Regions from separate parts of the Mus musculus genome. Here all the other regions are linked to region 1. The links are chromatin loops, found by intact Hi-C in ENCODE. Cell type or tissue: left cerebral cortex. All regions are shown on one strand.

Region 1 (8,000 bases):
GGTTACATAGCAAGGTCAAAATGACAAAAAAAAAAAACAAAAACAAAAACAAAAAACCCTCAAATATTCTAGCACAAATCTTGGAACTATTTGGTCAAGTTCATACTATCCTTTGCTGCAAATTCCTACTACAATACTAAAGAGTTAGGCCTGGTAGTACACATATTTTGTAATCCCAGGATTTGTGTAAACAGACCAGGAACTACGAGTTCAAGGTCATGCTTTATAAAAAAACAAGAGCCTGAGGCCAACTTAGGAGACATTAGCCCCTGTCTCCAAAAGGAAAGTAACTGGGAAAGCCCTAAGCAAGTCTATATAGCTTTTCTCCTTATATCTAGTCCCTCTAGACCTATTTCATTTTACTATCACCAGAAGCAAATGAGTGTGAAGCTTGTCATACTACCAAAAAAAAAAAAAAAAAGTGCTACATTTAGTGCTTTAGAAATGGTCATTTCAATAATGGTTTAACTGAGTGGGGTTAAAATTTACAAAGTGCTATATATACAACCTAAATATATCATTTGTGCTTCAGTAGTTATTAAAGTACTACATCCTGATTATTATATTTCCTAAGAAGGGGTAGTAAAAAGGGAACCAGATACTAAATTAGAAACGATATACAAGGTCAAGAGTTTGTAGGTTCTCAGAAGTACTCTATAACCTACTTAAACAGGATCTAGGCAACTTTAAACAAAGCAAAAATGGTTCTACTTAGTGAGGAAAACTGACCACTGTTAAAAGCTGTAATCTCCAGCACTTGAGAAATAACAGCAGAAAGATCAGGAGTTGAACACCAGCCTCACCTACATAAGGAGTTGAAAACTAGTCTAGGCTCTATGAGATGATATCTCAAAACAACTTGTGAAAACTATGACGTTCAGATTCTAAACAATATACTGACCTAGCAACTTTGTTACTGTACTATATATTGAACCCATGGCCATCATGGATGCAGGCATTTCACCAAACTAAATTCCCATGTTTTAATCTATAAAACCTTCTACTTCCTCAAACACCTAATTTTTAAAAACTAAATCATGGCTGGGTGGTGCTGGCGTATGCCTTTAATCCCAGCACTCAGGAGGCAGGCAGATTTCTGAGTTCGAGGCAAGCCTGGTCTACCAGGACAGCCAGTGCTACATAGAGAAACCCTGTCTCGAAAACAAAAAACAAACAACCATGCTGAAAATTAGCTCATTCTTACCTCTCTCCTAAGGAATGTTAACAATTATCCTGGATAAGACATTCCCCCTGTTTTATTCACAGCTATTATTTGCTGCTTATGGCAATCCAAGATCAATTCTGTGAAACACTGAGGGCATTAAACTTTAAGACACCAACTAATGTTCTTCAGTAATATCTAAACCTTTTCATTTAACACAGATACTACTAGGAAATGAAGGCTCCCTGATTTTAAAGATAATTTAATAGATACAAAAAGTGGTGCACAGTGTAAGATGGACATTTACATACAGGATAAATGCAAATATTTATCTGGAGGAGATAGTATAAAGGAAGGGGTACGTGAAATGTGGATGAAAGGCAATACTGAAAAACAAATTCCTAGCCAAGCAATGGTGGCTCACACTTTGAATCCCAGCACTTGAAAGGCAGAGGCAGTCAGATCTTTGAGTTCCAGGCTGGAACTACAGAGTGAGTTACAGGATAGTTGTGCAATTTTGAAACTGTCTAGAATAAGCGAAAAAGAAAAAGAAAAAAAGAAAAGAAGAAAGAGGAAAGAAAAATTACTCTCCTTTAGAATGACCTGTGTAAATTGGGAGGGAGGTGGAGATGGGCAGAAAGGTCATGCAGCCTTAGGCTGGCTGGCCCTAAACACTTCTGGGGCCAAAGAGGTGAAATCCTGCCTCCATTTCCCAAATGCTGGGATTACAATCAATGTGAGGATTAGGATCTCAGAAGTGCTTCTCACCTGGTTTATAGGGTGCTGGAAATCAAACCCAGGGCTGGAGATTCTAGGCAATCACTTGACCAACCACAAATCTAGCTCCACCTTGACACTCCTCAAAATTGTTTTCCTCTTCGAAATATCTTTACAAATGTTTCTGCTATCTTTGCAGATTTTCCAAAAAAAAATTGTTTTTTTTTTGTTTGTTTGTTTTTTTTAGACAGGATTTCTCTGTACAGCCCTGGCTGTTCTCAAACTCATAGATCTGCCTTGCCCCAAGTGCTGGGATTAAAGGAATGCACAACTGCCCGGCAAAGTTTTTTAAAATCAGGCATATACATATACACACAATGGACTACCAGAAACAATTTATTAACATATAAAATATGCTAAATAAAAGCCTTTTGCACAAAAGCATGCATATCAATTGATTCCATTTAAGTCCCTTGATTTAAAAAAAAAAAAAAAAAGGAAGGCTAGATGGGCCTCACAAGAACTGCTGTGACCTGTCAGGAGGGCTAGATGAGGATGTTAATGTTCTGTCTTGACCTAGATGTAGATTATAAAGTTCTTTCTCCTCTCTTTGCACACAGGATTTTGCTTTATGTGACCATAGCTAGCTTCAAGAACTTCCTGGGATTACAGGTGTAACAACACCTGGCATCACTTTGCTAAAACGTACTAAATACAAGCCAAACTTGTCCTGAGCCTGGAGTCCTAGCACCAGGCTGATGAGGAAGGAAAATCAGACTCAAGTCTGGGCTACAAAGTGAGGTCCTGTCTCAAACAAACAACAAAATCTAATCAAACAGTACAAATAAATAATGAGAATTTTACTGCCAATTTCTAAAAATTAGAGAATGGGACTGTATTTAATGTATGGAAATACTCAAGTTAGAGCTATGAAGCATTTTGATGTCCGTAATGCAGAATTAGTAAGATGGCTGGAAGGTAAGTAGAGTAAAATGTTAGCTGCGGAATCTAAATTGAAGGTACCACTCTGAGTTCATTGTTGGGAATCATACTAAAACATTAGAGAAATAAATTGATTACTCATTTATCTTTATAACCTACAGTTTTATGTAAACACCCTTTCCTACTTATTACCTGTGAATTCCTCGGGGCTTATTGGTACCAAGCTTGCTTTCCTGTCGGGCCTAGTTCTCATAGTCCTTTCCTGAGGAAGTTAATCAGCTCTCACCCAGGCTGTGCATATATTAATGGTAAAACACCACAGGACAAGAACAACCTAAGATATCCACCACAAAACTGAGTTCAATCTGTTCAAACATCCTGAGGCTGTAAACAGTGTAAACTGCTTGCTTCGTTCAGCCAGTAACACACGTTCATGATACTTAATACCATAAAACGTTTAAACACTACTAACCGCTGGCAGCCAACAGAGTCCTTGATAAGCCGCATCAACCTACCCTTCGCCCTCTTTCTGCCCCGCGATCACAGCTAGGACCAGAAAACGAAGCCATGGTGACTAATCTCCAGGCTTCAGGAGGTGACTGGGGTAAGTGAAAGCGACTTGGCCCAATCAGGAGAGCCGCAGGGGCGGGTCAGCAGCGCCGAGGTTTCCAGAAAGGGCCAAAGGCCTATTCGCTTGCTACTTGACACCGGGGCTTCCCCGCCGCCGGCCCCGAGTGAGGTCAACTTTCCACCGCCAGAGGGGGAGCGCGCACTCCGCACCCCCTCTCCCGCCCGCAAGAATCCAGCCTCCTCCCAGCTGTCACCAGATGCCGGCTCGAGGCCCGCCCCGCTCCATTCATAACCCGGAGCCCCGGCCGCCGCAGCCCGTCCACTCCGCACCACAACCCCCTGCAGGCACTGAGACAGGGAGAGGGCGATGGGACCCCCAGCCCTCCAGGCTGCCGCCGGACCCCCTCCCCGGAAACAGCAATGCACCACGGGAGTGGGGTGGGGGCCGCATGCCGCCGAGAGGGAACAGCGACCACCGCCAGCCTGCCCCCGAGCGCGGCCCCACGCGCACACGCCCCCTCGCTCAACCGCGGCTGTCGGCTGCCGCCCTGGGTCGCGAGGCGCCGGCCGCCGCCCGGGCCACCGGCAGCCGCCACACACGCCGCCGGCCGCCATGTTCGAGGCCGCCGGCTGCGGGGCACTGCGGGGACACCGAGGGCGGCGTGGCCCAGCCCAGGCGCCGGACCCTCCCGCGCCCCTAAGTCCGGTACTCACGTGAGATAACGGCCCAAAGAGTCGGGTAAAGCGTCTTCTCTTTTTCGGCGGAATTTTTAAAGAGGGATGTGGTTACCTTGAGCAGAAATACCCAAGGCGGCCTGGGCCATAGGCTGCGGGGACGACGTGGGGGAAACGCGCGGCACCGACACCAGCTGAGCAGCAGTGGCGGCGGCAGCCGAACTGGAGAAATGGAGCGGCGCGAGAAAAAGAAGAAAGGCGCGAACTGGGTGGGGAGAGGATTCAGCCTCGTCACTCCGCAGAGCAGCAGAGCGAGAAGGATGAGAAGAGCAGAGCAGGAGACAACCAGAGAGAAAAACGGAAACACCGCGGCGAGAGTTGAGCCAGAGAGTGTGGGAAGGCGGTGCCAGAGACGCCAGTATTTATACTCAGGGGGGCGGGGGCTGCTGACGTCACAGACGGCCGGTCGGCCGCACGACGGGGGTGGGGCCTGTGCCGCCGGGGAATGTGGGAGGGGCGGAAGGGGAAGGACAGCCTTGTGCAGTTAGGGGGCCGAAGGGCGGGACCACCGGGCCTGGCAGGTGCTGGCCCGGCGCTCGCTTCCCGCCCTCGCGCTGCAGCCGCTCCCCAGCGGGCTGCTAGTTTCGTAGGCGGGGCAGAGGGCGCGCGGCCCAGCGGATCGCGGATCGCGCCCTCGCCCTTGCGGCGCCTGCGCGCCACGCTAGCAGCCAACGATCCGCTTTGTGAGCCGGCAGCTAGTCCATGCTGACGGCAGCCTTCGGGACCGTCCTGGGTCCTCGGCTTACCGACTCCAGTATTTTAGGAGAGGAGGGTGTGCGCCATCACGGGGCTTTCTCGGTGCACTAGTTTATGTAACAACTGTATACTATGCCCGGGGACTGTATTCCGAGGGAGAGGTTCCCGCCTCTCCATGGGTTGCGGAGCTCCGTTATGAAAATGAGTTCCCCGTGGCCAGCAAGAACCAGTCCGGTGTGGTTACTGAGGCTTTGATCGTACCAGAATGTTCCTCCGTGTTCGCATGTTGCAATATGGTGCAGTAGATTTTTTTTTTAAATGTGGCTTTTCTTTCTTTGTCTTCATTTTCAAAAAGGGTTGATGCAGTCAGACCCAGCCCTATTAAAGCGGGGCCAGTGTTGCTGAAGTTACATGACTTAAAGGCACATCTCTTTAATCCTCTGCATTTCTCGTTTGAAGTCATTCTTTTTTTTTATTCTTTTGTTTTGTTTCTCCAGAAAGGCTTTCTCTGTGCAACCCAAGCTGTCCTGGAACTCCCTCTATATACCAGGCTAGCCTTGAACTCTGCCTGGTATATAGGTGCTCCTAGGTGCTCCTGCTAAAGGCACGTGCCACCACACCAGGGTTTCTCTCTAATCTTGTTTGTTTTGTTTTGTTTTTCTTCAGTTTTTCGAGACAGGGTTTCTCTGTATAGCCCTGGCTGTCCTGGAACTCACTCTGTAGACCAGACTGGCCTCGAACTCAGAAATCTGCCTGCCTCTGCCTCCCAAGTGCTGGGATTAAAGGCGTGCGCCACTACTGCCCGGCCGTTTTTTCTCTATTCTCTATTATTTAATAAACTTTTATTACTAAAGTAAAATGACGGATGTAGCCTCCCCCCTCCCCTTATATTTAAAATCCTTTTTCTAGCTGGATGAGGTGGTGCATGCCTTTAATCCCAGCATAAGAAGGCAGAAGCTGATGGATCTCTTGAGTTCAAAGTTAGCCTGGTTTCTAGACAGCTTGAGCTACACGTAGTGAAACCCTGTCTGGAAAAAGGAAAAACCAAAGGCCATTTTATCACTAGCAGTCAGTCCTAGCCTGCTAAATCTTTGCAACTCCAGACTCAGCACAATGAAGGGGAGGGACAGGCAGACAGGGCACTTCTCTGTAGCTGAAACTGACCTCCAAATAGCAAGTCTCCTGCCTCAATTTAAGGGGATTGAGATTACAGTCGTGTATTACCCTATTTATGATGCCCCTTCAACGTAAGATCTTTTAAAGTAAGACCCTGAACCCTCTCTCCTTCACATTCTTTCACTCCATTTATCTTGTAATCGGTACAGTAATTAATAAATCACCAAGGCAGAAAGAAAGGAAGAGCTCTTGCAGATTTGGTAAGGCCAGAATGTTTCAGAGGTAGAGAGTATTACAAGTTGGGAACTGTGAGCTCAGTTTCTGGTTTTTGTTTCCCCTATTTTTCTTGACATATCTTAGCTTTCTCTTACCTCCTCCCTCTCCATCCCTCTCTCCCCTCCCCTTTTCCTTTTTTGAGATAGGAAGTTAATATATTGCCCGTGCTGGCCTTGAATTCATGTCAGTCTTGACCTCTAGAGTTCTGGGATGTGAAGTTATGATCCACTGTGCTCAGTCTCTAACACTTTTGTTAAGTTCTGATCCATTTAAACTGCAGCAACTTCCCAAGGAGGCTCTTGCCCACATGAACACACCATTTGACATTTTGTTTGCAGTCTAGCAGGAGAAATGGAATGTTCGTAAAATAACCAAATTGTTGACAGATAACAAGGTAAATGCTGTAAGGAACCAAGTAGAAGGAAGAAATAACTTCATCTGAGAGAAAAGTTCTCAGGAAACAGTTCAGAGTGAATCTAGGGTCTATGTTCCAGGGAAACAGGATTCTGTCAAAGGAAGCAGATGAAAGAAAGGGCAGAAATGGGTGGGCTGGAGAACTGGGAGTGGCTTTCCCGTTCCACTCTAGAGGCATGTTTGCAAAGGAGATTAAATAAAAAGTTCTATTAGGGAGGGATTGATAAGGAATTAGAACTTACCCTTCATTCTAGAAACATTTTAAATAGGGACAATATTGAATATCGTACTGATAATGTCATATACATATGACTAAATACATATGATATGCTGCTAGTTTTTTTGATTCATGGTCTAACTATGTAGCCCAGGCCTCCCAGTCATCCGGACGCTGCCTCCCTATTGCTGGAATTACAGTAGTATTCCACCACACACCGAGAGATGTTTTAAAAGATTATTTAGTGGATTGCAAAGAAGAAGATAGATGGTTTGGCAGAAATAAGCACAATCTTACTAAGAAATTCAGCATGTTGATGCATGCATATAATCCCAGGACTGGGGAAGCAGAGGCAGGAGGCCAGCCAAGTCTACACAGTAAGACCCTAACTCCCAGCTGAGCGTGGTGGTGCACGCTTTTAATCCTAGCACTTGGGAGGCAGAGGCAGGTGGATTTCTGAGTTCGAGGTCAGCCTGGTCTACAGAGTGAGTTCCAGGACAGCCAGGACTGTACAGAGACACTGTCTCAAAAAAAACAAAACAAAACAAAACAAAACAAAACAAAAAAACAAAAAAAAAAACAAAAGCCAAAACGCCGGGCGTGGTGGTGCACGCCTTTAATCCCAGCACTTGGGAGGCAGAGGCAGGCAGATTTCTGAGTTCGAGGCCAGCCTGGTCTACAGAGTGAGTTCCAGGACAGCCAGGCCTACACAGAGAAACCCTGTCTCGAAAAACAAAAAAACAAAAACAAAAACAAAAACAAAAACAACCCAAAACAAACAAAAAAAGACCCTAACTCTCAACAATAGTGATACTCACTCCCACCCTCCCCCTCCAAAAACCCCTAAACATATGTGATGGTACATGCCTGTAATCCTAGCACTGAGGGGAGAGGGAGTAAAAAGCAGAAAGATTGCCATACATTGTAGAACATTCTAGTTCAGCCTGGATGATGAGAGTGCCTCCCCTTTCAAAAGAAAGAAACCCAAATTCAGGTGGTCCCCTGGAAATGACGAACTGTAGAGCCCTTTGGTGTGAACTTGGGAGCCTTTATTATAGACAAAATTGAAATGTTGCACTGATAAGATAGAAGTTGAGCAGAATACCTAGAAAAGTGCTAGGGAGAGTGGACTTGGGCAGAAAATATTATAAAGGT
Region 2 (8,000 bases), 590 kb after region 1:
AACACTGAAAGATTCCAGGAGGCAGTAACTGAACAAAAAAGTTGGTATATTGAAGGAGCCAAGACAGAAGACATTAAGTTTTAAATTCTTTTTGAAGAACAGCAACAAGTACACTGGCTTTAAAAACTATGTAGTCCCACCATCCCAGGAGAAAGTGTTTCATGTGCTGGCTTAGTTACCCTCCTTTTCTCGGTCACACCTGAAGACCTTGTTTCTTACTTAGTTAATACATCCCCTTCCCTTGTGCTCTATGTGGATGGTTTGTCTCTACTTGTGTGTGTGTGTGTGTGTGTGTGTGTGTGTGAGCGTGTGTGTGTGTGTGTGTGTGTGTGTGTGTGAGTGTGTGTGTGTGTGTGTGTGTGTGTGAGTGTGTGTGTGTGTGATACTAGGTTTTGAGCTTATGACCTATGTGCCTAAGACCTACGGTAGCAGTCAATCACTGAGCTTATTCAATGCCCATTCCCAACCTCTTTCAATAGCATCTGCCTCAGCCGCTTTGTGTTTCATTGCAGAGGGTACCACTACTTTGCCAGGCCTAATTCTGCATCCCTGTAACTTTTCTTAGGACCAATTCACAGTGAGCACGGCCCTTCCCATATGAAGCTTAACGAATTCCTTCACCTTTCTCACATAACATTTTTACTTTTTTTTTTTTTAACTGTTAACACTGGAGCTCCAGTTTACTTAGGAGTCAATGAATTGTTTGGTTTTACAGCATATGCATTCAGGATTAGCCTTCCTCACCATTGCTAGACAGTAATTTTAATAAGTGGGCTTAATTATATGGAAGCACAAAATGTCGGCATTATTCAGTACTGATGCCTATTGATGACTGTATTGGTTTATGTCAGCTCAGCACAGCTAGAGTTATTTGGGAAGAGGAACCTCAGTTGAGAAAGTGCCTTCATCCAGATGGCCTGCAGGCAAGTTTAGAACATTTTCTTGACTACTAGTAGGGATGAGCCCAGCCCACAGTGTGGAGGTGGGGATGCCGCCCCCAATTCTACCCCCGCTGCAAGAAGTCTTAGTTACACAAGAAGCAGGTGAGCAAGCCATGAGGAGTAAGCCAGTAAGCAGCACTCCTCCAGTCTCTGCATCAGCTCCTCCTCCAGGCTGCTGCCTTGAGTTTCTGCCCTGACTTCCTTGGATGATGGATGAGAAAGCTATAAGGAATGAACCCTTTCCTTCCCAGGGTGCTTTCGTCATGGTGTGTTATCTCAGCAATAGAAACCCTAACTAAAACACCGACACAACCTTTCACTGTTCATCTTCCTCAGTTCTTCCTTTCGCCATTCAGTCAAACTGCCGGCTTTACCACTACACACGCTTGCTCTGCTGTGGGAAGGACTTCAACTAGGAGTTACTATCTACCCTTAATCCCTTATTCTGTAACTAACCACTTTATCTACCCTACAAGTTTCCAATACTCTTCTCACGCTAAGGTAATGAATCTTCTCAGGTACCAAGAACTGCCTTTCCTCAAACTAGTCAGCTCTGTAGCACTGTCCAAATCCCAACCTGGCCAACCCTCAGTTTCAGCGCCTCATCTTCTGCTCCTAGAGAAAGCTGTGTCAGAGGGACACCAAGCCACAGACCTTCATCTCAAGAAGTCCAAGACTATCTATTCACATTCAAGTCACTGTTAGCAGGGACTTAGAGGTGCTACGGGGAGAGGGTAAGTGCAGGGTAGTTTCAGAGTGAAAGTGCTGAACCCAAACCTCAGATTGCTATTTACCATCTTGTGACTTGGACAACTTACTCAACCCCTACCATTATCAGCTTCATAAAGGTCATAATAAATGCCTATTATACATTCAATCAAAGTTAGTTATCAATGTTTGCAACTATTATAACAATTATTTATAGTTGCATATCAAACTCCATGGAATTATTTCTCTGCGGTGTCTTTTCTAGAATACACTCCACAGGTACCACACATTCTCCACCACGGAATGTCTTGTCTCCTCTAGCTGTCAAAATATTAATCCTGTTGAGGACTTTAATATGGAACCTTTACAGATACATACAAGCCACCTATGTTTATTTTTTTAATATTTACTTTATCATTTCATATTTCATATGTGCCCCTGGGTGGGTATGTGCATGTGCTGGCAGAGTCCAGAGATGTTAGGTTTCCTTGAAGCCAGAATTATAGACAGTTGGGAGCCACCTGCTCAAAGTGGGTGCTGAGAACTCAATGTGGGTCCTGTGGAAAGGCTAAGTCATCTCTCCAGCCCCAGCTTTCCTTATATAGTCTTTTTATATAGCCTATTTGTGCTCTTATTTTGTATTTGAATTTATTCTACTTAGCAACTGATTTCATGTTGTGTAGAATCCTTTTATATATCTTAGGGTAATTACATTTTTAAGTTTCCTAACGATAAGAAACTGTTGGTACTTCTTAGTTCGACTCCACTGTTCAACATTAAGACACATACATCAAGTAAATCGAATAAAATTAGAATGCTCTACTAAATCCATCTCTAAAGATTTGATTTTCTGGAAAAATTTAGTTTGTAATAAATGAAATAACAGAAATGGTTTCTAAATAGTTACCAAGGCTCACCTATGTAATGCAACTTGGTATTAATTCCTAAAATGCCGTGCTAATTTCCATATACTTAATTCACACTTTAATACAGTTATTTAGAGTGTAGAAGCTCCTCCTTCCTTCACCAGACAATGCATATTTTTAAATACTGCAAACTAAAGAAACTTTAGTGAATATTTTAATCCCAAACTATGACCTTACTCTCCGAAGGTGACAAAGCACCGGCTCACACACTTGTACTTTCGTCTGACTTTATACAGCCAAACACGTGGCTGCCCTAAGACTTCAAATTACCCCAAAGAGTGAATGACTCGTGAACATGAGGGTCAAATGTGACAACCTCCTTTCTCTCAAACTTCACCCACTTTCCCTATCCTTTATGGTTAGGAGACACAGGGAAAGCCGGGGTCCCCTTCCTAAATCCTAGCTCCAGGTAACGCAGGGTGCACAGCATCATCTTAGGGGCTCTCCCCCTTGTAGTAGAGTCTGGGGAGACTAATGTCTCTTCTGCGTGTAAGTGCTTCGCTGGGGCTGGCAGCAAGGGAAGCCGCCCGGGACGTGGGCAGGCTCTTACCAGCGAAGCGGATCTTCACGAGGTCGAGCGGGTGCAGCGCCAGGTTGGACAAGACCCCGCCACTCACGCCAGCCACCAGGTTCTCGTACCGGACGTGGCGGAACACCGCGCTCCACGCCGCCGACCCGGCAGCCGACTGGCCCTGGCCTGTCATGGGCTCCGGGTTCGTCGACACTACGGCGTCCAGCGCCGCCGACGTGGGGCGTGATGTAGTGGCCGCCACCGTGGCGACTGTCGCGGCCCGGGGCCTGGAACCGCAGGACGCGAGCCCACTTCCGGGACCGGAGCCCGGGACGCTGCTGCAGGCAAGTCACACCCGCGGCAAAGCGGGGAGTAGGAGAAACCTCAGAGCGGAGCTTGCTTAGCCCCGCCCAGCAGGCCTGGCCCCGCCCACAGCTGCGCGCGCTCGCCCTCGGGTCAAGACGCGAGCGACAGCTGAAGGACCGCCCCCTCCAGCTCCTAGCCGGAGAGACTACGGAACGCCGCGAGGTCCAGCTGAGCCATCCGGCTGCCACTCTGCGGAGCCACGTGACAGGAAGCCCGCGGAAGGCGGAAGTAGTGTGTCTGCGTGCTGGCCCCGGTAAGTCGAGCCCGGTTTAAAGGCTCGTGGAGTCCGACACCCAGAGCCGCCAAGATGAAGGTGAAAATGCTGAGCCGAAACCCTGACAACTATGTCCGCGAAACCAAGCTGGACATACAAAGAGGTGAGAGGAACTGGAACAGAGGAAGGGGCCTCCTCCCGGATTCTTTGGGTCTGGCCAGCTTTCGAGCAGTAAAAGGGGCGGGAGGCCAGCGCTCTGGTCTCGGTTTCCCTCTCCGCCTAGGCGGCTGCGTCCACACGGGGCTGGTGAGGATCAGAACTGCAGATGGCACATACCTCTACGTCCTTTGTGAGAATTTTCCTCTAGTGGGAAGTAGTTACGTATACACGCCTTTAATCCCAGCACTTGGGAGGCAGAGGCAGGCGGATTTCTGAGTTCAAGGCCAGCCTGGTCTACAGAGTGAGTTCCAGGACAGCCGGGGCTACAGAGAGAAACCCTGTCTGCGTTACTAAAGGTTCTCTCTCCTCCCCCTAGCATTGCTAACGTGTGGTATATGGCCCCCCCCCCCAGCTCCCAAGGTGTTTTACATGGTAATAATTTCTTTTCTTTTTTTTTTTTTTGGTAATATTTCTTAAATGAAAAGTAGATTTGTCCCCAGAGTTTGACGTTAATTATTTTGAATCTTTGAACCTCATTACTTTTTTTTTTCTTCCACTTTCACCAAACAGTGCATTGCTGGATGGAGCTGTCATGGTTTATAGTGCTTGGCCCAGGGAGTGGCCTTGTTGGAGTAGGTGTGTCACTGTGGGTGAGAGCTTTAATACCCTAGTCCTAGCTGCCTAGCAGAAAGTATTCTCCTAGCAGCCTTCAGATGAAGCTGTAGAACAACTCTCAGCTCCTCCTGCACCATGCCTGCCTAGATTTTACCATGTTCTCACCTTGATGATAATGGACTGAACCTCTGAACCTGTAAGCCAGCCCCAACTAAATGTTGTCCTTATAAGAGTTGCCTTGGTCGTGGTGTCTGCTCACAGCAGTAAAACCCTAACTAAGACAGTGGCTTACGTTACCCTTGCCAATGTGGGTGCATTTCAGGCTTTGTCTTGGAGCTATACTTATGTACGTATCTTTACATACTTATCCCTACAAGTGCCCTCCATCCTGCGCATCAGTGTCCTCTTCTGTGTTTTCAGTACACATTGTTTGGATTTGTCAGTGCTTATCACATTATCTCATGGTTCATGCTGATTAGCAGGCTTTCCTATCAGCTTGAAAAGAGAGGAAAGAATCCTATTCCTATATGCAGTGTTTAGACAATAACTCACATAAATAGCTACTTTGTAAGTATCGGAATGAATGAATGAATGGGTGACAGCTGGGACACAGAATCTTATGCTAGGAGATACAACTCTACTTTATAGTAACATCTTTTTTCAACAGTATCTCCCTATTTTTATTTATTTATTTATTTGTGTTGTTTTGTTTTTGTTTTTTCGTTTTTCTCGAGACAGGGTTTCTCTGTATAGCCCTGGCTGTCCTGGAACTCACTTTGTAGACCAAGCTGGCCTCGGAACTCAGAAATCCACCTGCCTCCGCCTCCCAAGTGCTGGGACTAAAGGCGTGCGCCGCCACCACCACCCGGCTATTTTTATTTTTATAATAGAAATATAATAGCAAAACAGAAAATAAAATTTTTGGAGTGCTTTAAAATATAAAGCAAGAAACACATCTGTTATATTTTATTTAGTGTTATTTCCTTGTAAGTTTTCTGCAGGATTTAAATTCTGGGTAAGTACTGGTGAAGCTTTATTGTTGAAATATCCTCGATAGTTCTGATGTGTCTAGTTAATGTGTAAGAGCACCTTACACAAATATATGTGGTTTTATATGAGTTTTAAGCTATCATACCCAGCGCTTATGATGTATGGCAGGTGCTGCACTAGTGTTAGTTGCTTCTGTGTGACTAGATGAGGGAAGTTGGAAGTGGATACAGCGATTATGATTTAGAAGATAAAATGAATATTTTCAAGGGGTGTGAGGTTTGGGTAGATGTGGGTGAAGGTTAAGTCCTGCTAGAAAGGCTGCTGCATAGGAGGAAATGCAAGGTGGGTTAGGTGACAGGGAGTGAAGGTGCTTGAGCTGAGCTCCAGGAAGTACCCGAAGCTGATGAGACAGCGAGACTGAATTATAGAAGACCATAAGGGGGCTTGAACTTAGTTCTCTACCTCTACAAGTAGGTGTTTAGATGCTACATTACAATACAGGGATACAGTTAGAACATCAGTGTGGATTTTCTATCTTTAAAAACAAACAAACAAACAACCCAACTGAACCAAGCTTGGTGGTTCAAGCCTTTAATTCCAGTACTCCAGAGACAGAGGCAGACAGATCTCTGAGTTCCAGCCTAGCCTGGTCTACATAGTGAGTTCCAGGCCAGCCAGGGATACATAGTGGACCCTGTTTACAGACAAACATGGCCCTCTAATACCTGTTTATGTGATATCTAATGAACTTACAGCCTCATTTCAGCCGTATGTTGTGTTTCCGGGGAAGAATAGTGTTGACAAGGGGGGACTGGCTTCTGCCTTTAGAATAGTGTAGTATATTACAGCCTACATCTGTTGTGTGGTATAGTGATTTATAGAAGGAAAGGTAAGATTGTAAAAACATTTGTTGTAGCAGAAGTACCTTGACTTAATTATGGCAAAGTTCTAAGAATGACCTAACTATGAATTGTTTCTGAAATTGTTAAGCTTTTCTGTAGTTATGAATATTAAATAGCATGCTTTCTCTTTTGACTTTTAAAAGAAAATAAAGTATATAATCTATTCCAAGTTCTTTTCCCCCTTTTATTTGTTTTTGAGACAGGTGTGTTTTTGTTTTTTATTCTTTAATCTTTTTTTACAGTCCAGACTTCATCCCCCTCCCAGCCCACCCTCCAACATCCCACACCCTGCCTCCTCTGCAAGAGGATGTCGCTGCTCCACCCCAACCCCATCAGACCTCCCTACTCCCTGGGGCCCAAGCCTCTGCAGTGTTAGGTGCATCTTCTCTGACTGAGTCCAGACCCAGCAGTCCTCTGCTCTATATGTGTTGGGGGCCTCATATCGCTAGTGTATGCTGCCTGGTTGGTGGCTCAGTGTCTGAGAGATCTCAGGGGTCCAGGTTAGTTGATACTGCTGGTTTTCTTATGGGGTCGCCCTCCTCAGCTCCTTCCAGCTTTTCCCTAATTCAAACACAGGGGTCACCAACTTCTGTCCATTGGTTGGGTGTAAATATCTGCATGTGACTCTTTCAGCTGTTTGTTGGGGCTTTTGGAGAGCAATCATGATAGGCCCTTGTTTGTAAGCACACCATAGCATCAGTAATAGTGTCAGGCCTTGGGGCTTCCCCCTGAGCTGGATCTCAATTTGGGCCTGTCACTGGACCTCCTTTTCCTCAGGCTTTTCTCCATTTTTCTTCCTGTAGTTCTTTTAGGCAGGAGCAATTCTGGGTAGGAGTTTTTGACTGTGGGATGGCAACCCCATCCCTCAACTTGATGCCCTGTCTTTTTACTGGAGGTAGACTTTCTCCATCATAGTTCCCTCTCTCCATCATAGGGCATTTCGTCTAAGGTCCCTCCCTTTGAGTCCTGAGAATCTCTCACCTCCCAGGTCTCTGGTACATTCTAGAGGGTCCTCCCACCCCTTACCTCCCTAGGTTGCCTGTTTCCATTCTTTCTGCTGGCCCTCAGAGCTTCAGTCCTCTGTCTAGACTGGAATTTTCTGTATGGACCACTGGCCTTAAGCTTCTACAAATGCACCTGCCTCTGCCTCAAGAGCACTGGGATTAAAGGTTTGTAGCACCAGTGCAGCTTTTCCAAGTCCATTTTAATGATAAGTGAGGAAATTGCTTTAAAAAAAAACAAAAAACTGTGCTGTTCAGAGATTCTTTTGAAAATCCATGCTTGGAAATGTGTTTTCTAGTTAAAAACTCTTGTACTGAACATGTTGTTTATTAATGATGATGTAGTTTGTCTACAAGAAAATTTTTGGAAACAGCATGACCTACCTTCTTTTAATTATTAAAGTATCAGTTGGAGAAACAGCTGTTGATATCACAGGAGATCAAACATTTCTAAACACACTTTAAAAATAGCTTTTGCAAACCTGATGGAAATGACCGAAAAGTAAATGTACTAAATAAATATTGCCAGCTCAAGAGCTGTTGATGTCAGTGTGAACAGCTTTCCTATCCCCGGATCTGCTTAGTTTTGCCAGGTGTAGTCAGTTCTCACTTTGTTCAGCACTATATGAACTAAACCAGTGAGAGGGTCACCATGACTGCAGTCACC
Region 3 (8,000 bases), 110 kb after region 1:
TCTATAGCCACATATACCTCAGATGCTGGGGCAGAATTGTTTGAGTCCAGGAATTCAAGGCTAGGATGAACAATGTAGTAAGAGCCCTAAGTTCAAATCCAAAACCCAAACAAACCAGACAGCGAGGCCCAGACCCAAGAATTCTGGAGGCTGAGGCAGGAGGAGTACTGTGAGTTTGAGGCCAGTCCGAGACTCCACCTCAAACAGAAACAACCCAGAAGTGAGGGAAAGGTGCTAAGGATGTAGCTCAATGAGCAGAGTGCTTGCCTCGCATGCACAAGGTTCTGGGTTCAGTCCCCTGCCTCCCATACAAAACCCCACCCAGGCAGGGTGGCACACACCTTTAATCCCAGGGCTTGGGAGGCAGAGGCAAGCAGATCCCTGCGAGTATGGGACCAGTTGAGACCCTGTCTCAAACAGCTAACAAACAAAGCAAAACAAAACAAGCATGAAAAGCCATAAAAATGATATGTATTAGAAGTTGAACACAGTGAGATATGTCTGTAACTTCAGCTCCCTTTGAGACAGAAGCAGAAGGATAGCGGCTAAACTGGGCAACTTAGTGAGACTCTGCTTTAAATTTTAAAAATTAATTATTTATTATGTAATATTTAGATTATACATTATATAATACTTAAATCAGGCCAAGCACGTCTACGTTTTTATGAATAAAGAGGTTTTTAGCTTTTAATCATGTGGGTGCATTTGAAAGTTACATTTGAGTGCAAGCCCCCTCAGAGTCCAGAGGAAGTCCTCAGAGCTGGATTACGGTGAGGTGGGTGCTCAGAACTGAACTTGGGTCTTCACCACTGAGGCACTGCTTGCCTCCACGACTCCCTGCTGTGACAGATCCTTGCCTCTCCTTTCCCACAAGGTGCCTTCCTTGGTCATGATATTTTATCACAGCAGCATAAAAATAGCCAATAAGCCCGGACTGGTCTCAAACTTGTTATGTAGGCAAGATTGACATCTGTGGCCCCAGGAAATATTTTCTTCTACTCAGAGGTCCTGAGTTCAATTCCCACCAACCACATGGTGGCTCACAACGTTCTGTAATGGGACCCGATGCCCTCTTCTGGTGTGTCTGAGGAGAGCAACAATGTATTTAGATAAAATAAGTGAATAAATCTTTAAAAAAGAAAACTATAGCACATCATCGTTATCTGTAGTTGCCCTACTGTGCTGCCGCACACTAGGACTTTATACTCCTGTTTACTGTGGCTTAGCCCCCGCTACCTCCCCACTGCACCCCACACTCGTAACTACCATTATTGTCCCTTCCAGGAGATCAAACCAGTCCTTGTCTTTCTGGACTTGGCTGATTTCATTTGTCAATTCTTACACGCGTTCTCGCGACCGGCCAGGAAGAACGCAGCAAACCGGAATCTTCTGCGGCAAAAGCTTTATTCCTTACATCTTCAGGAGCCAGAGAGCAAGAAGAGCAAGAGCAAGAAAAAGAACAAGAGCAAGAAAGCAAGAGCAAGAGAGAGAAAAAGAGCAAGAAAGCAAGAGCAAGAGAGAGAAAAAGAACAAGAAAGCAAGAGAAGAGAAAGCAAGAGAGAGAAAAAGCAAGAACAAGAGAGAGAATAGCAAAACCCCGTCCCTTTTAAGGAGAATTATCCTCCGCCTAGGACGTATTACTCCCTGATTGGCTGCAGCCCATCGGCCCAGTTGTCATCACAAGAAAGGCAGAACACATGGCGGGAAAACTGCCCCTGCACGTGTGCAGATTATGTTTACCACTTAGAACACAGCTGTCAGCGCCATCTTATAATGGCAAATGTGAGGGCGGCTCCCCACAATCAATGATCTCTAGAGCGGTGTATGGTGTTCCAATGGCGGTCTCATCCTTTCCAGGCTAAGGAGGATTCTGTGGCGGATATGTACCGCCTTTTCTCCATCCACGACGGACTCTTGGATGGTTGCGTGCTTTCTTTACTATTGTGAATTGTTCTTCGGTAAACATGGGCACCCAGATGGCTTTTGTACACTGATTTGATTTCCTCTGGATGCGGATACAGTAGCAGGGTTGTCAGATTATGTGGTGATTCTTTTGTTGTTGGTGGTGGTGGTGGTAGTTTTGTTGTTGTTGTTGTTTTGTTTTCTGGTGAGAAGGACTTCACATTTTCCATAAAATCTGCTGTTCCGGTAAATATTATTTACCTTAGATCATTTAGTTCTGAAATAAAAGACACAAACCTTTATATTTCTAATAAGCCTTAAAGCACCAGAGCTGGGCAGGTATCAGCCCTCTGTGCTGCTTTGTCTACTTCCCTGTCAGTAACCCCGAGATATCACGTGTTCTGCATGAGCCACTTCTACTCCAACAGGCAGGCCCTCATGGCCATGCTCTCACGATACATCTACCCCATGGCAACCTCTTCCTTCTTCTCTGCCCTCTTCTCCTCCTATCTCTGCCTCAGACCCCAAGACCAGCAACTGAAGCCCCGCCTAACCTACCTCTGTTCAGCCCTGTTACAAGCTGTAGGCACCTTTATTAAATAATTGTTTTAAATTAAGGAGTAAAGCTTGCACAACTACAAAAGCTGGTATTTGTAAAAGTTCACTTGCCCTGAGCCAACTAGACCTTGGGATACAGAATTTAACCACGCACAGCAACAAGCTGCCTCCATTAACTCCACCCCCACCCCCAACAGTGTGCATAAGTCCTTGAGTCCCAGTTCTTCCACCTTTCTCCTTCACTTACCAGCAGGTTCCACTGGACCAGGCTTCATTAACATTTACTGATAAAGACGAAAAGCTAATTCATGATTTCTGTGGCTTCCCACTGTAACCTCGGTTCGTGACTGTTCGTATTAACAAACAGGCAGCTGTACTCTGTTCTTGTTCTCATAAAGACCAAGAACATTCTGCAAATGGGGTAGAAAATTACAGACAGCACAAACTCTAGAAGTTTGGTAAATAGAAGATTAACAAATAACTAAAACACAGGGAATTTTGGATAAGAATGTAAGAATGTTTGAGGGTTTTTATCATTCCACTGTAGCAAAGGATGGGTTTTGATTTTTTTTTTTTTTTAGATTTCTTTATTTTATATGTAAGTACACTGTAGCTGTCTTCAAACACACCAGAAGAGGGCATCAGATCCCATTACAGATGGTTGTGAGCCATCAAGTGTTTGCGGGGAGTTAAACTCAGGACTTCTGGAACAGCAAGCAGCCAGTGCTCTTAACTGCTGAGCCATCTCTCCAGCCTGAGTTATTTATTTATTTATTTAAATTATATTTATTTTATATATGTGGGTGTTTTGTCTGCATGTACATATGTGTACCATGCATGTGCTTTGCATCCTTGATGGTCAGAAGAGTGAGTTAGATCCCTTGGAACTGAAACTTTGGATGGTTGTGGTCCTCTTCGAGAGCAACAAGTGCTCTTAACCATTAAGCCACCTCTCCAAAAATGTAGACCCTGCCTGGGTTTATATTTTTTTCATGTATATTGTTTCCAGTCCCTGCTTTAGTAGCCTCCAGCCTGGAACATAAGAAGCACAGAGTAAAAAGGTTTGTTTGTTTTGTTTTATTTTGCCTTTTCTTTTTCAAGACAGGGTTTCTCTGTGTAACAGCTCTGGCTGTCCTGGTTCTTGCTTTGTAGATGAGTCTGGCTTCGAACTCACAGAGATCCACCTGCCTCTGCCTCCTGACCTGGCTAAAATGTAGTCTTTTGTCTCAGTGGAGGAATTTCTGCACTTGTGTCATTGGTCCTGGCTCTCTTGTGCTCTCTGGTGTAATAAAGTTGAATGAATCAATGTCTACATAGCACCTGGGTAGTGCAGTGCTGTCTGCCTGTGTAAGACTTGTCAAGCACAGCCCCCGTGTCTCAGCAGAGTTCACAGCATGCTCATTCAGGGGTGGCCTGGCTTTCAGCATAAGCAACAAAGCATTCACCTCAGAGGATAACTTATATTTACTCATAGGGCTAGAAGTTAGCTTTAGAAACATCAGTACAGCGAACAGAAGCTGCAAGAAAACTTCAAAATAATTGGTTCCTTCTCAGCGTTAAACACTAGTTATCCTATGGTTCCTTGTAGTTAGAAAGAAAAGCAAACATTAACAGTGTATCTAGTCAGACACAATTGCAAAATGCAATCTTAAGGTGGGGTTGGAGAGATGGCTCAGTGTTTCAGAGCACTTCCTTCTTCCAGGCTTGGTTTAGTCAGACCCATATAACACCAGCTCCAGGGGATCCAGTGGCCTCTCGTGGCTTTTCAGGTACTGTACTCATGTATACAAACCCACATACAGACACACATTGTTATGAAATATAAACTCGGTAGCGGCATGGTTAGGTGGTACCTGCTGGGCCCATGCCAAAGTGTCCCTCTGAGAAATCACACAGTGTGACAGACATAGTATAAGGGAGGTTTATTGTGGGGGAAGGAAGGGGACCTGGAGGAGGGGTAGAAGACAGCCACGAGGGCAAAGAAACTGGTAATAGAGAAGGACAGAAAGAGAGAGAGAGATGGCAGTCAGGAATATGTGGAAGCAGAGAAAGAGAGAGAGTGAAAGCGAGGAGAGTGAGGGGAGGGGAGGGAGGTGAGGAAGAGGACTGGGGAGGCAAGCAGCCCTCGTATATGCTTTATTTCCAGCAGTGATGCATGCAGTTATGGTGATAGATGATGGCTCAAGCTACTGCTAGGTCGCTGTTAGGAGGATGCCAACACACATAATTAAAACTAAATCTTAAAAATTCAGTCTCTTTCTATATATACATACGTGGTGTTAGCTTTTCATCACTGTAGCACAAATCTGGGATAATTTGTTGAGAAAGAAAAGCTTGAGGGATGTGGTGCCACACACCTTAAATCCCAGGACTCTGGAGGCAGAGGCAGGCATGTCTCTGTGAGTTCCAGGCCAGCCTGCTCTACAAACAGAGTTCGAGGACAGCCAGGGCTACACAGAGAGACTCGGTCTCAAAGAGAGCGCTGGAAGGAAAAACAGCTTTACTTGTGTTTACTGTTTCATACATTTCAGTTCAAAATCAATTGGCTCTATTGCATACTTAAATACATATATATAAAACACCTCTGTCTGTCTGTCTGTCTGTCTGTCTGTCTGTATCAACACTTAAGAATATTGTCATATATGTGTATGTGCTACCAAACATTTATTTGGGATAAAGTAAGATCAAAAGTGTATTACCATTTTGTTCTTCCTCCTTCTCTTTCCTCCTTCTTCTTCCTTTTTGTTTGCTTTTAGGTAGGTTGGTGGGTTTTTTTTGGGGGGGAAGGGGAGGGGGGTCCACTATATAACCCTGGGTGGCCTGGAACTCAAACAAGCTGGCCTTTAACTGTCAGGGATCCACCTGCCTTTGGGATTAAAGATATTTTTACCTTTAATAATATAAAGATTACTAATTTGTATTCCTGACTTCTGGAATTAAAGATATTTTTGTTTGTTTCCAAAACAGGGTGCCTTGAAGTGAGACGGGCCTCTAGCTCAGTATGTGGTTCTCTGAATTTGCCTGTGTGGGATTTTATTGAGGTGAGAAGACTCACTCACAGTGGGTGACCCTCCATTCCCTGGAGGGGATCCCAGACTGTATAAGTGAAAAATTAAGCTAAACATAGGCATTAATCAATGTCTGCTTCCAGATTGTAGATTCAGTGTTGTCAGGTGCGAAGGAAACTCTTAATTCCCAATACCCCAGAAGGCGCAGAAATGAGCTCAGCCTGGACTACAGGAGGATTTCTGGCAGTTAGATAAAAGCTAGCGTTCCTTAGTTTCCTTGTGAAACTGGTTCCCATGTGCCAGAAGGTGTGGTCTCTGGCAGAAGGGACACATGGTGACAGTGGTGCCTATCACAGCCCATGCTGGCCTCCAGGCTCCCTCAGCATCACCAGTGCCTGTGATACATTTCCAAGTCCACACCAGCATCCTAGCCTTTCTGGCCTCCTCCCTCCCCTAAACTCCCTGAAGCTCACAGGCCCCCCTCCTTATAACCTGGCTACCCACTCTGTCCTCTCTTGTTCCACCTTACTCTCTCTTGTTCTCTTACTTTCCTTGGCTATATTCTCTATCTCCATCTCTTGCCATCTCCCATCTTCACTGTTCTCTCCCACTCTGCCACCCTGGCCATGTTCAGTCTTTCTCTCTCTCTCTCTCTCTCTCTCTCTCTCTCTCTCTCTCTCTCTCTCTCTCTCTCTCTCTCCTACAGAAAAGACCTTAACCATATCCTGGTTCTTTCCTGTACCCCTATCACCAACAGTTGTGACCAGCTGCTTCAAGCTCCTTCTCTGTGGATCTGTAGATTTCCCAACTTTGATGGGACTTGTGAACCATAATTAACCTTTTCTCTTGAAAATTGTTTTGCCAGAGCATTTATCAGAGCAACAGAAAAGTAACTGACATATCATCATTCCAAAGTTTTCCTCCCTATATTGCTGCGAAATATTGCCATCTTGTGGAAGTCATTAAATTCTCTGGATTTAGTGCATTCAGGTACACAATGAATGTGGTTCCCTTTGTGACCATGCTCTTACCCCTCTGTCTTACCAGCTTCCCACTACAACCCATTGTTGCAGGGTATGTGATCATTATACATAGAAAACTTAATTGTTAGCAAAATATAAAAGTTTAAATAGATATTGTGTAGTAAGATGTAGTTAGGCGTGTCCTGAAGAGATGCAGTTTGGGTGTGCCTCTGAAAGCCTCCATAGATAACAATGCTACAGACTGGAAAGCGCCTGCCTATTTTAAGCTATTTTAAGGCAAATGCTTAGGAGAGGGTTTGTGGTCTTTCTCCTATGACCTGAGGCAAAGTCAGCTGGATGCCTTTGAGCTACCCCATGTAAAGGTTTGGCCTACTGTGTTGGCTTGGGACCCCTACCACCATAATGGTGAGGCGACTTGGTTCAACCTACCAAGGGTCTAGGAGGAGCTAAAGACTTCTTTTATAGCAACTGGACCTCACTCCCTCTTTTGGCTTGGAAGAGCCTTTATGGAAGAAGCTCCAGGCAAGGGATGAAGATTCTCTCTGTGGGCCTGTAGGAACTACAGAGAAGCACATGGCAAGACACGGGTAAAACAGAACTCTAGGAAAGAGAGCTAAGGAGCTCTTCTAGCTTGGGAGAATCTCAAGAGAAAGGCAGACTAGCTCAGTAGGGGGACATACAAAGATGTTCCTAAAGCGCTAGCAGCTTAGTTGGAGAATCAGGCTGGTAAGTAGATACTTTGTATATAGTTCAGAAAATAAAGTTACCTTGCTGAGTTATCAGGTTTTTACCTCAGTTTATGCTTCCTGTGTCTTTACTGGTATAAATATTAGATAATTTAAATGGTTGCAATCCATCAGAGTAAGAGCTGTGTATTATGAAATATAATGTGGACCTTTGGCAGGCCCATGCCGAGGTGTGCCCTAGGAAATTAAGCCACACAGCAGATCTGGTCTAAAGGAGGTTTATTAGGGGAGGGGAGAAGAGTGAGGACCTGGGTAAAGGGTAGAGGGAGATGAGTGGGCATATAGACTGGCAGACAGATGAGAACAGAGCCATGAGGGCAGAGAAAAGGAGGGCACTGAGGGAAGGGTGCATGCCAAGAATGAGAGAGGGGATGCTGAGGACAGAGGCTGGCAGGAGATAGCATAAGCAATAGCTAGGTCCCTGGGGTACAGTATGACTACAAGCCATGAAAGCGGGGGAGGGGCTTCTGCCTCTCTTCAGGAGACTGGGTGTATACAGATCTAACATAGAGAAACACTTTCAAGTCTATACTTAAAAGACAACCAAAGGAAAGTTAAAATCTTGAACTTGTGATTGTGATAGTGGATTGTGTAGTGGAAGGCTTTACCCGAGTTAGACTAATTTATCAGAACTCTGTTGATTAATGTTAAAGCTCTGAACTTCAAGCTGGGCGGTGGTGGCCCACGCCTTTAATCCCAGCATTTGGGAGGCAGAGACAGGTGGATTTCTGAGTTTGAGGCCAGCCTGGTCTACAGAGTGAGTTCCAGGACAGCCAGGGCTACACAGAGAAACCCTGTCTGAA

What was found. Peaks named below come from ENCODE experiments on the same cell type or tissue, not always from the same donor. Only the 100,000 strongest peaks of a DNase experiment are listed, where the experiment ranks them.
Region 2: a loop joins it to region 1, with 3 times the contacts of the local background. A loop is called at or near these places in 10 of 42 quality-filtered maps.
Region 3: a loop joins it to region 1, with 7 times the contacts of the local background. A loop is called at or near these places in 9 of 42 quality-filtered maps.

What each region holds. Positions count from the first base shown.
Region 1 is chr15:38,514,804-38,522,803 of GRCm38, forward strand. Azin1 (antizyme inhibitor 1) reads right to left here and starts at 4,463. Exons shown (of 12, transcript NM_018745.5): 1 at 4,106-4,463. In left cerebral cortex, CTCF peaks have their summits at 3,578 and 4,746; DNase peaks (open chromatin) are centred at 3,542 and 4,615; H3K4me3 peaks cover 2,954 bases; H3K27ac peaks cover 2,509 bases.
Region 2 is chr15:39,109,223-39,117,222 of GRCm38, forward strand. Slc25a32 (solute carrier family 25, member 32) reads right to left here and starts at 3,494. Exons shown (of 7, transcript NM_172402.3): 1 at 3,126-3,494. The coding sequence starts at 3,279. Dcaf13 (DDB1 and CUL4 associated factor 13) reads left to right here and starts at 3,652. Exons shown (of 11, transcript NM_198606.2): 1 at 3,652-3,829. The coding sequence starts at 3,760. In left cerebral cortex, no CTCF peak of the experiment used is centred here; a DNase peak (open chromatin) is centred at 3,581; H3K4me3 peaks cover 2,049 bases; H3K27ac peaks cover 1,016 bases.
Region 3 is chr15:38,621,041-38,629,040 of GRCm38, forward strand. No RefSeq gene overlaps it. Among named protein-coding and RNA genes, the nearest start is that of 1100001I12Rik, 23 kb to the right of the region's middle. In left cerebral cortex, CTCF peaks have their summits at 1,083 (motif pointing left) and 6,423 (motif pointing left); a DNase peak (open chromatin) is centred at 6,494.